Linked DNA regions of Mus musculus: region 2 is linked to region 1. The links are chromatin loops, found by intact Hi-C in ENCODE. Cell type or tissue: left cerebral cortex. All regions are shown on one strand.

The links. Peaks named below come from ENCODE experiments on the same cell type or tissue, not always from the same donor. Only the 100,000 strongest peaks of a DNase experiment are listed, where the experiment ranks them.
Region 2: it touches region 1 in a loop (3-fold over the local background); 13 of 42 quality-filtered maps call a loop at or near these places.

The regions. Positions count from the first base shown.
Region 1 is chr12:56,686,221-56,694,220 of GRCm38, reverse strand. Gm15524 (a long non-coding RNA gene) reads left to right here. Exons shown (of 3, transcript XR_003950120.1): 1 at 1-1,662; 2 at 2,498-2,616; 3 at 4,247-8,000. It also overlaps a transcript of Pax9 not described here. Among named protein-coding and RNA genes, the nearest start is that of Gm15524, 4.5 kb to the left of the region's middle. In left cerebral cortex, CTCF peaks have their summits at 4,296 (motif pointing left) and 7,677; a DNase peak (open chromatin) is centred at 5,877.
Region 2 is chr12:56,522,828-56,530,827 of GRCm38, reverse strand. Sfta3-ps (surfactant associated 3, pseudogene) reads left to right here and starts at 1,408. Exons shown (of 7, transcript NR_045082.1): 1 at 1,408-2,020. In left cerebral cortex, no CTCF peak of the experiment used is centred here; no DNase peak of the experiment used is centred here.

The DNA of each region.
Region 1 (8,000 bases):
ACATAGCCCCCCCCCCCCTTTATTTGTTGGTTTCAGATGTTCAAAGTCATTTCAAGGCTCGACTTTGTGGTTTCATCCTTGTCTCCGCTCAATACTTGTATTGCGTAGTCAGGTGCTTTATAACAAGGAAAGCCAAGATTTCAGAAGCACCCCCAGCCCCATGCTATAGTATAAATTACTTGCAACTCAGAGACTGAGTGGAGATCAGAACTTCGCCTGAGACTTGCTCACAGAAGATACTGTGCTCTGCTCCGTGATGAGGAACCTTCATCCTCACGGGCAAGAAGTGTTCTCTGAGTGTGCTCTTTGCTCTACTTCCGTGCACCCACTGAGTATTTCACACCCTTCTGAACTGGTGTACAGAGATAGTGCCCCAGCCCGTGTGGACTAGCAAGATGTGGTGTCCTAATGAGAATCTAGCTACATCAACCCGGAGTGATCAAGAGACCTGTGTGTCTAGTTTGGGGTTTAGTACATAACATCTACTGCCGCCCCCTTTAGCTGTCGCACACCTCCCTTGCTCTTGCACAGGTCTACTGTTGGTCATCTATCGGTTTTTTTTTTTTCTTTCTATCTGTTGGACCTGGCTGTTGGTGATCTCCCTGGGCATGCGCGGACAGCATTTTACTGGGTCTCCTCAGTGTCCCTCAGGCTCTCCTACCAGAATATTCTTGGAGGCCCAGAATAAATCAACCTTGGGCACTTTGGGCCACTTTCAGCGCCCATGACCACCCGGTGCTTAGAGACCTTATAAACCGAAGATGCTGGAATAGAGGAGAGCCATGTCATCTCCAAGAAGGGGCCTGTGAGGAAACTCCCCTTCCCAAGCAAGGGCACACAGTGCCCTAGGGATCAAGTAGCCACAGATCCCAGGAGTCTTAGCAAAAACCAGGAGGGCGGAGATGTGTGAGGTGAGAGACAAGAAATGAAGGAGTGGGTAGAAGAGGGTAGGAGATGGAGAAGAGAGCCCTCCAGTGAGCCCTAGTGGACATAGAGATGCAGGACTTCAAGAAAGAGCAAGGGTCACTGAGGTCCAGGGCCCCTGGTTACTGAGATCTGGATCCAAGAGGTCATGGGGGAATCAGGAGAATTTTTACTGAAAGGAAAAATCTAAGACCAAAACCAAAACACAACCAGAAAGGCCTGCAGCTGGCTCGGGCCAGAAGGAAACCAAAAGCCTTTCTCTAAACTCCAAGGCCTCCTCTGGGGCGACCCCTTCTCTGGGTAAATATTTACTCAGTAGGAGACTGGAAGCTAGAGGACCAGAGGGTGTGAAGGAGGAGGTTACACCAGGATTCTACACACTTGGCACCGGGCAGCCCACTGTGGAAGCCAAGCCCAGAAATGCAGGGGCAGCTAGGCCCGCACAGTGCTGCGGAGTTTTATCTCCAGGGCTTCTCCTCCTCTGTTGAACTCAACCCTGCCTCCAACGACCCAGGCTCGATGCTTGTAAAGTCTTCATAAATCTGTCAGTGGTCCCAATGCCACGGGCCCGCCACTTGCAGTGCACCAAGTCCCTTTGGGCACGAGCGAGGTCTGAGGAGAGATGCGCAGGAAGTGGAATCTAGCTCTTCCCACGGCGGCTCACAGAGTATCCGGGCAGTCGCCGCCGCCATCGGAAGGCAGCACTCTAGGCTGTGTGTGAGCACTCACTTGATCTCGGTGAGTACTCAGCGTCTGTGTCCCTGGAGGTCGACTGCGACCGTGGAAGAGAAAGTAGGGGGAGGCGCGAGAATGGAAGGGTCTCTTTTTCTACTCGCGGTTGAGGTGAACACGGGAGTTAGAGCAGAGTATGTAGGCACCGAACTCTGCAACTTGTCCCCTGCTAGGAGCATACTGGGTCAAGCAAGGTCCAGGTCACTATGCCCTACCGAAGCTCCTTGGGAAGCAGCCAGTGTCCAGGACAGCTCCTGGACATGGATAAGAAAAAGAAAGAAGGAAAGAAAGAAAGAAAGAAAGAAAGAAAGAAAGAAAGAAAGAAAGAAAGAAAGAAAGAAAGAAAGAAAAGAAAGAAAGACACACAAAAACCAGTACTGTGAGTTCTTGCAGCTGTCTGGGGGAAGTTTTCAGGCAAAGGCTGGACCTCGAGTTGAGTTCCTCTACAGCACGCCTGTGTTAGGTGAGTGTGGCATTGCACTTGACTTTAAAAAAAAAGCAACTAGACTCATTCGGATCTGGCCTCCCAGTTAGGGCCCAGCCTTGCAGGGTCAGTGTTCAGCGCACCCAACTAAGCTCCCCAGAAAGTGTCAGGGCAACCGGCGCGCCCCGCAACCACAGCCAGGCCAGGTTCACCCAAGAAGGCTCGCCCAGCAACTCTATGTCCCAAGCGGCGGGTGGCTGCAGCTAGAAGAAACAAGCACTGGGGGCTGAGGACGGAGCCAGCTACAGGGATCTTCTGACAGGGAAGGATAGGGTAGCGCGAGAGGGGCGCTCACACTGACCTGTTGCCCTTGGCTCGCTGGCGACGACGACGCTGTGGACGAACCCGCGCAGCCAGAAGCTTCAGGGGACTTCAATTGGAGCCCACTGACTACCGAAGCGTTGCTTACTGGCTGTTCAGCCTTCCGCCAGATGGAGGAACCTCGCATACCGAGAAGGCTTCCTCCTCTGCGGCAGGTGAGGCTGCGGGAGGGTGGGCGAGAGCTGGGAAGACGTCCCCGGAGAGCAGGGGCTGGACGGTCGCGAGATGCCAGTGCTGGAGTCCAGCGAGCGCTTAGCCCGGCTCGCTCCTTCCCAGGCCAGGGGAGGGAGGGGCCTGTTGCGGCCTGAAACCCACTTTTCATTCTCCGCCTGCCTGTTTCCGATCAGCCGGGGTTGGTTTTTCTGTTTGCTCACTCCTTCTGTTACAATAAAAACAATCGACATTTCTTTTCAGTTTCCCCATATTAGCGTCACTCAGTAATTGTTCTCCACCTTCAGGCCCCCTCCCGCTTTGAAGGCGAGCGGGGTTGCCGGGGTTCTCATACTGTATCCGAGTCTATAAGCAAATCTTCCCTAAAGACTTTAAAGTAAAAATAAATAACGGCCCGGGAAATTGCCGTGACCCTAACATCACTTTCTGAACGCAAATTACACCCATTTTTCAGTTTTCAACAGTGGAATTGCTTTTAGAAGGATGGCTTTGAGCCTCCTATGGTATGATTGCGTTTGTTTATTAGAGAGAGAGAGACAGACAGAGACAGAGACAGAGACAGAGACAGACAGAGAGAGAGACAGAGATAGAGAGAGAATGAGAATGTATTTTTGTTCAAGGAGCAATACTCCTGGCTGAGGGACAGCAATTGCGAGCATGAATCAGGTCTCTACTGAGAGAAGGCGACTAGGAGGAGTTTGGGGGTCGGGGAAGGCCCCGTTGACCCTGTAATTGTCCAGAGGAGACCTCGCTTTTGCCAGGGTTGCAATTTTAGTAGTGAATGTATGATGGCGAGGAAGCTGGCCTTGGTCTTTCAATGAATGACCTTACGCTTCCACTCGACTTTGAGAGCTGCAGCTGGGGGGCGGGACGTGGGGAGAGGGGAAGCAAAACTGCGGGGCCCTTTAGTACAGTGGTTTGTGAGCTTCCCCATGGGCGTTTGTTGTGCTAGCTCAATGAGGCAGACTCCTGGAAAGACCCTATTAGCCTAAAGCTGCCTGGAAAAGATAAAGGAGAACCAGGCTGCGCCTCTAATTCTGATTTCAGGACAGCAATTGTGAAGGCCGGGAATTGAGTGCGGGTTACTGTGGTCAGGTTATGCTCTATGCAGGGTTATCGGACAGTCGGGGTCCGGGGCTGCTCACAGGCTACGGGATCGAAGAGCACTTACTAGGGCCAGTCGGCAGCCCTAGACTAGCCAAGCTTTGGATGGGCACGAACTGTTGACCTAGGGCTTTAGACACGATTTATGACATTTGAAGGTTCATTTATGGCATTTGAAGGTTCATTTATGGCATTTGAAGGTCAGCCCACAAGAAGCGGTCAGGTCAGTCACTAGCATATTCGTTGATGCGACGACCTAGGAGTAAATCATTGCACGTTCCCTCCGGACAGCTGGTGACAGGATGTTTTCTTTGCACGAGACACTGGACAGTGAGGTAGAATCTCTCTGTCCAGCGGTCTCTGTGCTCTCTCCCCTAATAGAGCTCAGAGTCCCGCGGTATTATCTCCGCTATTCCCCCGAAATAAAAGTAGCAGGCCGAGGTGGAGAGGCAGAAAGGGAGTTGTGGAAATTTTCTTCAGGTTTTTTTTTCCCCCTTTAATGTCTTTCAGACTTCAGCCAGAGTTCCCTTCACCCCGGCACCTCATCGCAGCGCCACCTACAGGCGCCGGATTGACTCCAGCTCCGACAAGTCTGGGAAGGGCGTTTGCAAATCGAAGGCTTCAATTCACCTTAACATTGTGCTGAATTCTAAGTCGCGCACCGCGCTTCGTCACGCGCCATCGCGTTAAACCCAAGCACCGATCTTTTCACGTTACTGGAAACACCTATCTCCCTCCCACACCCTACTTTGCAGGATCTTTCACCGCCCTGGGGTGGGGGTGGGGGGCACTCAGGGTCATGGATTTTCCTTCCTCTATGGGCTGGGAAAGCTAAAAACTGAAAAGAAGTTCCTCTAAAGGAAGGGAAGAGAATGGTGGGCTGGTTCTTTGCTGGCTCATCCCACTATTTAGTGAGAGGCCACGAAGTCAAACATGATAGCCTTCCAAAGTGGCAGTGGCCTTTACAACGATAAAACACGCGTGTAGATCAAATGTGAACACCTAAGACATTTAAAGAAGGCCGCATTACATATGAAACAAGAGGAAAGTGTGAAGCCCAGCTAGGCTCCCACTACCCTCGCTCTTTCCGGTTTCCCACTCTCCGGGAATAGCTCATTACTAAAGGCCCCAGAAAAGAAGAAGACTCCGCACTGCAGGTGTCTACAATGGGAGTAAACACTCCCTACCCCCTCCACATCTTAGGAAAGACAACCTCCCCTAAGCCAAACCCCAGAGCCTGTCAAAGAGGACCTGCTTCCTGGGACTCCTCACTATGGACAGAATGCCAGCTGAATAGGTCAGGGTTGACCAGAAGAGAGCCAGAAAGCGCGCTTGAATTCCAGCTGTTTGCTCTGACCCTCCCTAGGACTTGTGAGCCAGGGGCAAGAACGCAGAGTGCAGCCAGAAGGGGGACCACGCATCTTCCAACGGTGCCCAGCCTCATAGCAAAAAGAGGGCCAAGGCAGGACCAGAAGAAATTTTGTTCTGCGGCTCAATTTATTTTGCGACTGGCATGACCTGTCCACGGGATGACATGTTAACATGTCAACCAAAGCACAGAAAATATTCACTTTTCTGGGGATCTGTACTGGCATCTGTTGTGTGTTTCTCCGTGGGTCACCGGAGCACTATAGTGGGAACAAAATCGGGAGATGCCCTGAAACAATACAATTAGGACTGATTATTAGCACAGCTAGTGGGCCCGAGTGACCTGAAAGTGCCCGTGTTAGATAAAGTTAGCTGCTTTCTCTGCGGAGTCCCTGCTACCACCGCCTTCCTTTCCTGGAGATGCATGGAGAATCCATTTCAAGTCATCCCCTCCTTGCATTACCCTGAAGACAGCGTAGAGATGAACTATTTCATGTTTAAAACATAATGACAAAATGACTTTAGTGGGCTCTGGGAGACGTGGCAATCAAGTGAAGAGAAAGCGATTTTTCCTGGATTGGGAGACTTGCTTTGGCTGTGGACCACAGGCGAATTCCTTCTGTTGTCGCCCCTAAATGGGAGATGAGCGAAGTCACTTCCCAGTTGACTAGATTGAGGACATTTCAAACAGGTATTTTCAACTGAATTTCCAGTCCAGACTAGGATGTCTCAGCCCGCATTTTGGCATGGGTCAACGGAGCCCTGCAGGCTTCAAGCAGCTTAACAGCGGTCGACCCACCTGCATCGGTCTCCAGCCAGGTGCCAACAAGCAGTGCTTCTTCTTGCTGCCTGCCCTTGACTCTCATTGGAGATTGGACAGGAGCAGGTAGGACCTTCTATTGCAGATTATCTGCCCCAAGAAACTCCCTTCTGAGACCAGAGAAAACCTTTCCTTCTTACTTCTGCCAAAGCCTATCTAAAAAATTTCAGCCAAGCAGTCCCTGCTAAGGAGCCCACCTCCCCACTTTCTTGCTAGAGGCTCTGTGAGTGGCGTCTGAGCGAATGGGAGATGGTAAACCCATCCCTCTACTACTGAAAAAAACGGGATCTCTGGGGAAATCGCTGAGGAACACACACACCAAGCAGTTTTCAATAGAAAACCAAAGCTAGGGAAAACACACAAAACACCCCTCCACACATCTAATTCGTCTTTAATAAACTAAGATTATACACTACAGTATCATACAATTTCAGAGTAAACGAATTTCGACACCAGGTGCATTAGCTTTTAAGGTTCCCGGTTGAAGTGGATTGCGGACATTACATGATTTACCTTTCAATAACAAAATGCTGTAAGCTAGTGTGTATTAGCTCACATCTTTTTAGTCTCTTGCAGAGCTGAGGACTGAACCCAGGGCCTCATACATGCTGGGCAAGAACCCTTCTACTAAGAGCCCAGCTTGCCTAAATTCTATTTTAGTTGAAAACCAAACAATAATGTTGACTTTTGCTCTTTGCACAGACACAAAAATATTTTAACGAATATTATTTATATAATGAAACAATAAACACATCTAATAAGACTGCCTGTGCAGTTTTAAAGAGATACACAGATGTTTAAGAGCACATCTTAGTCAGGTAGCATATGACAAAACATTTAAATTTAAAAACCAAACCAACCAAACAAACAAACAAAAAACCAAAAAAAAAAAAAAAAAAACCCAAACAAACAAATGGAAAACTCTTAAGTGAGAAGGGTGGGCCCAGAACACAAAAAGTAAGAGAGAGATTTCTTGAGGGAGAGTTTAGGAAAATATCCGAGGGTGTTAAACAACAGGAACAATTCTCATAGTTCTTTACTTTTGGTACGAAGTCTTATTAAAGTCTGTCTTACAGGAGGTTTTGGGGTATTGAAGTGCTGTTGTTTGGATTCTGTTGCTTCTCTCTATCCAGCCTAGAAATAAAATGGTTGAGAGGGGGTAGGGTTGTGGTGGCTGGGGACCCAAAATTCTGAACCAGTGCCCTGCATATATTACAGCTGTGCCAGTATTGCCAATCTGGGCAGGCTCTCTGGGTAGATCTGGAGGGCTGGGGAAAGAAGGGTTCTATTTCCTGCAGGGTTGAGACAACAGCCCCAAGCAATAGGTAAAGGGTGAGCCACTATTTAGTGGGCTAGAAAGCCAAGGTCATAGCTACACAGGACTGTTTTAAAGCCCCCTAGCACCTTTTGCAGGACCAGAGGTGTGAATCTGATGTTCTGGCGAGCTGACAACACAAATTCCCTTAGCAGTTTTTATTTGCCAGAGTGATTCTAATCCAGTCCCTTTGGGATTTCCTTCTGCCACAACACATGGTTCTGTTCTTAGAGACACCCTTTCACTAGGGGGAGAAATAATGATCCCATTACTGGATGCTGGGGGTGGGAGGGAATCATTCATAATGTTGGTTTAAGGCAAAACAAAAAACAAAATAACAAAAACAAACAAACAAACAACCCTGAAAGTCAAAGAATAGAAAATTCAAGATTCTGTTGTTTGGGTTAAGTCCCCCTAGCTTCCTGACTGTGTAAAGCATGGGACATTTACAAGTCTTCCTAGCCAGGCTACTCTAACATCCAGGGCAGCTGCCACTGCCACTGTTGTTTAAAAGAAAAGGCATCCCAGCCTACCAGCCTGGGCAGATTCCTTTTGCAATGTAAATGTATCAGGCCAGCAGATTTCAGAGTTGCTAGATGAAAGTATCACATTGTATATATTGGGAAATAGGTTTAAAACTAAAGATAGCAAATGAGTTTATAATTCACATTTTAAACGTCCATTTAAAAACAACAACAACAGAGAGACAAACAGGTGGCCATTACTTACAGACAGCTCAGATACAGAATGTTCATCATTCA
Region 2 (8,000 bases), 160 kb after region 1:
AACCTCCCATCTCTCCTCTTTCCATCATCTTCTATCACATTCTGTTTTCAGTTTTTCTCCACTGTATCTATCCCCCAGAATCTTGGGTTTGGTTTGGTTTTGTTGTTGGGTTTTGTTTTGTTTTTGTTTTGTTTTTTTAAACGCATGGACTTAAATCTGACAGTCTTTTCACTGATGACCAGGGAATTTCTACCTTGTCGTGCCTTAGTAATGGGAGCTGGTTTCTCTTCCTGAGAAAACCAGTCCTGCCTTTTGGGATATGGCTTCTCATAGCTTGAAGGTACTCTGATATTCTGAAAGGACAGTTGGTTGACTCTCCTGAGAGCCTACAGGGTATGTGTGGGGTTCCTCTTAGCAGACCTCACATTTTGGGGGGAAAAAATGAAACCAGGAAAGCATAATTATTTCTGTTCGTACAAGGAGTGCAGGCTGTTCTTGCTCAGGAGAGGCAGGTGTTGGCAGCTGCTGTTCAACTCCTAAGTGAGGGTTGAGTTTAGCCCTACCAGTTCCACTGGCCAGCACAAGCCCAGACAGGGACAGGGCCTAGCCTGCTCTAGACACAAGCTGCCCTTGCTCTCTGCATTGTAAAAGAGTAACAATATGAGGGTAATGTAGCACTCTGTCTTATCTTCCTTGGGTTAGTTGGAGTTCCTAGCAAATACATTCTTCCCCAGCCGGTTTAGCTTGAAGTCTGTTTACTTGTCCCTGAGATAGGTGAACTCAGAGGGCCCTGGCAATGAGACCCAACAAACTGGGCTTTGGTCCTCTCTTGTCATCATTCACTCTGATTCTCCCAGCTCCTACCTAGGGAACGTGTGTCAGCTACAGAAGCAATCTTAGGATGTTGACTGGGGCGTGTCTCTTTAGGAAACTAGGAGCTGGGTTTAAGGTGAGCTGGATTCAAGGTTTAAGTCCCCACAGTTTGGAGACACCTACCAGCACACAATCTGCAAACTGATCGGCATCTAGAAGAGGTCTTCTCTTATTTAAGGCTTTCAAAAACTCAGGCTCAGGTCGGTTCTGACCTCCCAGGAAAAGAAATAAACATTCTGGAGATGCCCTGGCACTGAGCTGGTGGAAGATGGGCAAGCTTTCCCAGTGAGCCGATAGAACAAATGTCCTAGAAACTGCCCCCTGACAAGTATCCCACCCAACCCAGGCCGCGATGGCTCAGGCAGTGGGGGGATTTTGCAGACAGCATCCTCCTCTTTGCTCCTCTCCCCCACCCCACCCAACCCTGCCGTGTAAACACGAGGACTTTCTCGAGAGCCCTGGAGAGCCGCTCTAGTGGCTTCGGGGCCTGAAACCCCAGGCTTGGCTTGTTTGATGTTTAGCATCCCAAAGCGGCTCCCCACCCCCGCCCCAGCCTGGGAACCCCGAGCTCTGGGGCCGAAGAGAAGGGGAAGCAGTTCTCTCAGCTGGAGGGCGGTGGATTGGCTGGGCTTAGAGAAGTGGCGAAAGCTACAGGACAGAGGCGCCCTGAGTGGGAGAGAAAGGGATCCCGGGATGGTGCGGCCATCCACTAGGATAGAGCTGGGGTCCTAAAGGCCAAGAGGCAGACGAGGAAAGAAATGTCACAGTTTGTGGGAATACACTGGAGATAGGGCCTAGCCAGGTGGAGATAGCTTGGAGCCCGCGAAAACAAGGTAAGCGGTGTCTGGGTCCAGTTAGCGAGACCGGCGTTCACGTCTGCGGGGCTATCAGGGCCTCGAGGAGACAGCGCTCCGTGCCACTGCTTAGTGCTTGGCCTTTCGTAGGGATGGACTTGCTTGAGAGTCTTCCAAGAGATTTTTAAGTGATCTGGACTGGGAGCTCCATTGGCGATGTTTGGATCTGGTTTTGATTTTGAAAGCCCAGGAAGATTCGCAGACTTTCGAGGCCGCACACTCTTCGGGCTGCCCGGAATCTGGGCAGCGATGAGGACTGAGAAGCTGTCTCAAGACCTGAGTCTCTTCTCAGGCGATCCCAGATAAGAGGAAGGAGAGAGAGGTTTTCTGACTTCCAACTCATTAGGGACCAGGTAAGGTCAATGCTTTCTCTATTATGTCTTTATCTTAAAAGCCGGCCAATTTAAGATGGGGGGTGGGGGGAGAGGGATACAGAATCTGTGTGAACCATGCTGATATAGGCTAAATGGCTACTGCCTGATGAGCTAAAGTCAACCAGGCAGGTGTTCAGTTTTTATAAGCAAGGAGTTGAAGACGAATCGGCTAGCATAGTTTCTCCTCCTTCGCATCCCTCCCCAGTTATTAGAGCGAAGCCGGGCGAGCAGACGGTTTTATTAGTTGGGAAGTCCTTTGGGAAATGTGAATCTGAGATAACATGATCCTTCCGCTATTTAGAAGCTTGTTTCAAACGAAAAGACATGGCCTAAGGGTATTGGAAGGGATGGAGGTGGTGTTTTCCTTGCTCAGCTTGTTCCCAGATGCCTGGAGCCACCTTCATCGGTCCTTGCTACTTTACTGGTTGTGTGTGCTTCACTGTACCATTGTGTCTCTGGGGCTTCAGCTCACCTTCAGTGGCACCCAGTTTGGGATCCTGCCTCAACAAAAAGTTTTCTGGTGTCTCTTCAAGTGGGTGGCTTTTGGAAGGTGTGGCCTCTCTGCAGTTACCCTCTCAGCATCCCAAGGAATTGGTATGGGTGAAAGTAAAGTATGTATTTTATTGAAGGGCTGAGTCAAGGGCGGCATGAACCCTCACCTCCACCCCACACATTTGCATTTCTGAACTTTCTTTAATGATGATGTCTTAAAGGAATGGAAGAAGAGCTAGGTCAGCGAGACAGCACAAGGCTTGCCACATCTGAAACCACAGCTGAAGTGGTGGCTGCATTTCTTCTTGATAGTGACCTAATGCCAACTTGGAGAGTATCTAGGTGCACCCCTGGTCTCTGTCCTCATTTGATAAGTTCCCATTTTATTTCTGCTTCCTAGACATTTATCCCCTTTATTGTTATGGCTTCTTGCATAATTTTGGATAACATTTTCCTATTTTAATGTCTTTTTGGTTGGGGGTAGGAGTTTCCAATGTAAGTTTATTGCTGCTGTGTCGTGCCTGAAAGATAAATAAAAACAGAAACAAAAACATTGTCAGTGTTAGGACTTGGTAAATGACTCCTTTCCCCCGATTGGAAACATCTGTTTCTACCTACTCCGTATGTAGGTATAAATGTGATGTAGGTATAAATGTGAAAAGTGGATGTTTTTATTTATGTGTGTATGATTTTACATGCCTATTCAAAAGATTTTCTAAAAATGAAACTCAAATACAGAACTGAATGTTACAGAACATATTAGTTAGATAGACGAAAATTGAATGTATCTATTACCTCAAGACACCAGATGAAGCCTAGTTTCCCTTAAAGAGAAACAAAAATTCCTTATTTTGGCCCATTTTCAGCTGGGATGTTTATTTCTTGTCATGTGAAACTCTAGAAGACTGCTTTGTGCTCAGAGATGTTAACATCATTCATTAGCAAGGTGCCTGAGACATATCTGTGCACAAGACATCTTACTGGACTGGCAATGTCTAGTCATAGATGAGTTGGTAAGAATACTTCCACTTAGCAAGGAAAATCGAAACAAGAAACATTTCTGCATTCTATTGATATCAAAGGGTCACTTTGTGTGGGTCTAAACATAGTCGTGGAAATAAGAGCGCCTGTCTGCCTTACTGTTGGTGAAGAGTGAACAAGGCAAACCCTGCCCATCATGTCCTTCCGTGTTCTAGAAAATCTTGTCTTTGCTAGTTAGCACTCAGTTATCAGGAGCAGAGGTTGTTGATGGAGTGTCTCACTTCTAGGACATTGGGTGATTGCTGTTAAAATTTATTTCCAAACTGTGAGAAATTATCCTGCATATAATGGGAAGAAAGCCTTGAGTCCCCCCACACACAACCCCCACCCTGCCACTTACTGTGCCTGAAATGATTCTGTGAGAAATCACCCAGAAATACCACCTTCTTTCAATTCCCACTTCTCAAAGATGTTGCTTGAGGTTTCCAAAGTGCTAGAGACACAGGCTTATTTGATCTGCATGCTACTGATTTACCTCATCTCCCACATACACCGCATACATACCGTGAACACTGGGATGTAAACCTGAGAATTGCCTTAACAATCCTCTGAGCTAGCCGCCTGTTATGCCCTAACTCAAGATACCCAGACAATATTTACTGAGCTGACTATCCTGTCTAGGCCAGAAAGTTGTTAGAGCCCCCATAGATCTTTCCCGGAGAACCAGGTTTCTAAATAGGCTTGCAGAGGCAGGCTACTTCAGAGGATTAATTGTCTCTCCAGACCTGGCCACTCCTTGGTGCCTCAAGGTCTGCAGGCCTGTGTAGGGGAAGACAGGAGGTGGGAGGGCAGAAGACTGGCAGCTTATTTCATCTCATGACTTTGCTGGGGGGAAAAATGCAACCCTGAGTCAAAAGCATGCAGGCATCCCTGCCTCTGGCTAGCCAGCCAGAAGTTGTAGCTAGTTAGCACTAGCATCACCCAGCATCATTACTTGGCCATTCATTTACTGCTTCCTGGCTACAATGATGAGGCTAGGAAGGGTTCAGTCAGTTTTGAAAATGCTGCACTAAACCATACCCACATTTGATAGAACGGGTAAAGCTTGGACAACCATAGAGTCAGTGTATCTGCTTCATACTGACATCAAATAGAAGGAAAAAAAATCCATTGGAAATACTTAACAACAAGACGCTCACTCTTCCATAGCCTATCATGCAGCATGAGATGGGGATAAAGAGAAAACATTTGATATCTGTGGTGTTATCCAACCACCTTAATACTGACCTTCCTGGAGGAAACCTTTCTAGCAAGGACAACGCCACAGCAACACAAAATTAATTTTTAAAAAATTTTGCCACTCAGATTCTATGGGTTGTGTGACTCTGAAAGTTGGGAGCCTACTGATAATGTAGTTTTTTTTTTTTTTTTGTTTTTTTTGTTTGTTTGTTTGTTTGGGTTTTCTTCTTCTTCTTCCTGGAAAAGCCAGGAAAGAGCAGAGAGAACTGGGAAAAAAGCTAAGGGGAGAGGTGAGAAGATCTGTGCCTGGGTAAAGTGTGTGCTTCTGTCCCTAGTCGTGACATCTGAGAGGTGCTAGATTCAGTGAGTGGACCCAAGTGTTGTGGTGAAGTGGATCAAGGCTGGGTAGGGGGTGTGTGGTTTAAGGGTTAATGATGGTGGAGCTGGTCTGGGGGTAGCTGGGAGGAGCTGCGGGTATGGTGTGTGAGCTCTGGGCCATAACACAATGGTAACGTAATTATCAGGCTGAAATGTGTTCATGTGGGAAGCCGCCCCCACATTCGCCGTCACAAGATGGCGCTGACATCCTGTGTTCTAAGTTGGTAAACAAATAATCTGCGCATGAGCCAAGGGTATTTACGACTACTTGTACTCTGTTTTTCCCGTGAACGTCAGCTCGGCCATGGGCTGCAGCCAATCAGGGAGTGATGCGCCCTAGGCAATGGTTGTTCTCTTTAAAATAGAAGGGGTTTCGTTTTTCTCTCTCTCTTGCTTCCCTCTCTTGCTTCTTACACTCTGGCCCGATAAAGATATAAGCAATAAAGCTTTGCCGTAGAAGATTCTGGTTGTTGTGTTCTTCCTGGCCGGTCGTGAGAACGCGTCTAATAACATGTTCAAATGGCAAGAAGTTGCAAAACAGATAGGTCTTCCAGAGAAGAGGGTGTGCTGGTTACAGAGGCCTGCAGCCATCATCCTTTTTTTTTTTTTTTTCCAATCCATTTTAAACAAGAGGATCTAGTGAGTGATTCTGATTCAATACACATAATCAGTTTGCAAGTCTTATTTCCATTTGAAAACAGGGCCATTTGCAATCATAAGAGCCGGACACAGAGCGCATTAAGAGCAGATGATGGGCGACAGAATCCGTAGGCAAGGACTAAATATTTTTCTTCTAGTCTCAGACCTATGCATCTTTAGTTCCAGTGTATCACCTGTGAGGCTTGTGGGTTTCTAGTCCCGGTGTAACATGAACGAAATATTCCTGTTGGATATATGACTTAATTGCTTAAAAATCGGGATTCTGGAATCAGAAAGGGGGGGGGGGAATGGCCAGAAAGATTCCATGTTAATTGTGTTCCTCCTTGCTGCTTACCACTCGGTAATACCAGTGTTTTTAAAATGGTGTTGCCTCGGACTAAAGTTCACGAACTTGAACCATGCCGCCCTCTACTTTGCGTAGGATACCAACCCCAGACTTGAGGCAGAGGTGCAGAGCCTGGGAGAAAACCTGAGGGGGGACAACTCGGCGACCTTGCAATTCCACAGCTCAAGACACGGGGGCCCTCTGCGGTCTGATGGCTCCAAATTGGTTGTCAGGGTTTCATTGAAAAGTATGAGATCTTGAAATCTCAGAGCTGTTTTACGATGTTTCATTCAGAACCAAGACAAGCGGCTGGCAACAGTCTCCGGCTTTCTGCCCGCTCCCCTCTCCTTCCAAATCCTGCCCAAGGCTTCACCCGAAGCCGCTGCTGCAGCACCTAATCCACAGCCTCACTTCCCCCATTCGATTCCCAGTTCACCATCTGCCCCACCCAAGCGGGTCCAACCAGCTGTGAGTCTCGATTTTTGTTGCTCCAGTCTGACTCCACGATGATACCCCTTCTAAGCCTTTAGAAACCACATACGCACCCCTGGTGTGAACAAGAGTAGAAACTCCGATGAATTCTGAACCCCAGAATATATACATATTAATTCATTAGGTCGGGATACCGATCCAAGAGTTTAACTCGGAAGGATTGCAGCAGCAGCAGCAGCAAACAATAACAACAAAACTTTAAAAAAACAAAAAAAGCCAGGGGGGCGGGGCGGAGGTAGAAGGTCGGGTGGAGAGATAGCTCGGCGGTTAACAGCACCAGCTGTTCCTCCTGAGGACCCAGGTTCGATTCCCAGCACCTACATGGCAGCTCCGTGCCTGCCACCTAGTTTCATGGAAGCCAACTCTCACACACATAGTTGCAGGCGAAATACCAGTGCATATAAAATAAAAATAAACAAATCATTAAAACTTTACAAAAGAAAAATCCAACCCAAAAGTTACCACAGCAGTTTTGATGGGGCAGAAAAAGACAGTTCAGTGTTTTCTCGGGTGAAAATAACTAACTTTCTAGCAGTCTGAAACTCTAGTAATAGAATGTATCTCTTGTGTACCTCATTTTAGTTTCAAATGGAGGAGGATAAATGGTGAATCTCAGATCGGTGTTTCTTAAACAAGTGTAGTTTTAGAATTCTCTGTAAAGTGTGAAGGACTCAGGAGAACCAATAGACAGAGTAGTGATGGGGGAGGGTTTCAGTTTTGCTCAATTTTCTGGAAAACTATTCAAAATTCAGAAATGAAGACGATCCCAGTATTCTCTTTAACAGGCACCAAAGACCACACGAATCTAAAGACCCCACCACCCCCATAGCTCTTCCACCACCCCCAGAGCTCTCTATTTTTTTCTTCCCAGAACCTATGGATACAATTGTCTAGGGGCACAGTCCACTTTGGGAGGAGGGGGTGAGGGAGAAGTGAGACCTGCTCAGCAGGAAGGGTTCAGACTCTCCACTTCTGCAACCTGGGAGGACGGAGATCCTACAACTGGGAGGAGGTGAGTATGAAGCTGGTATCAGCAGAACCCAGACTAGTCTTTTCTATTCTGGGACAGAGTGGAGAGTGGGTTTGGCTGAGTAGTACATAGGAACATGATAACATAGAGCCACAGAGAACCAGAGCAGGCTCCTTGGGGCAGGAAGCTGCAGCCATGCAAGAGATTCACAAGCTCACAGCAAACAACAGCAACTCTAGAAGTGGAGGCTGATTTGTGCTTATCCCATTTGGGGGCCAAAGGTATCAGGATTAGGATTTCTAGGCCAAGTCTTTAGATGTAGGTAGACCTTGCGGGAGGAAAACTTGGCCTGCCTTCCCCCAGGAGTCCCAGGGACCACCTGCAGGCACAGATATCTTTATTCTTGTAGTTAGATGTGACTT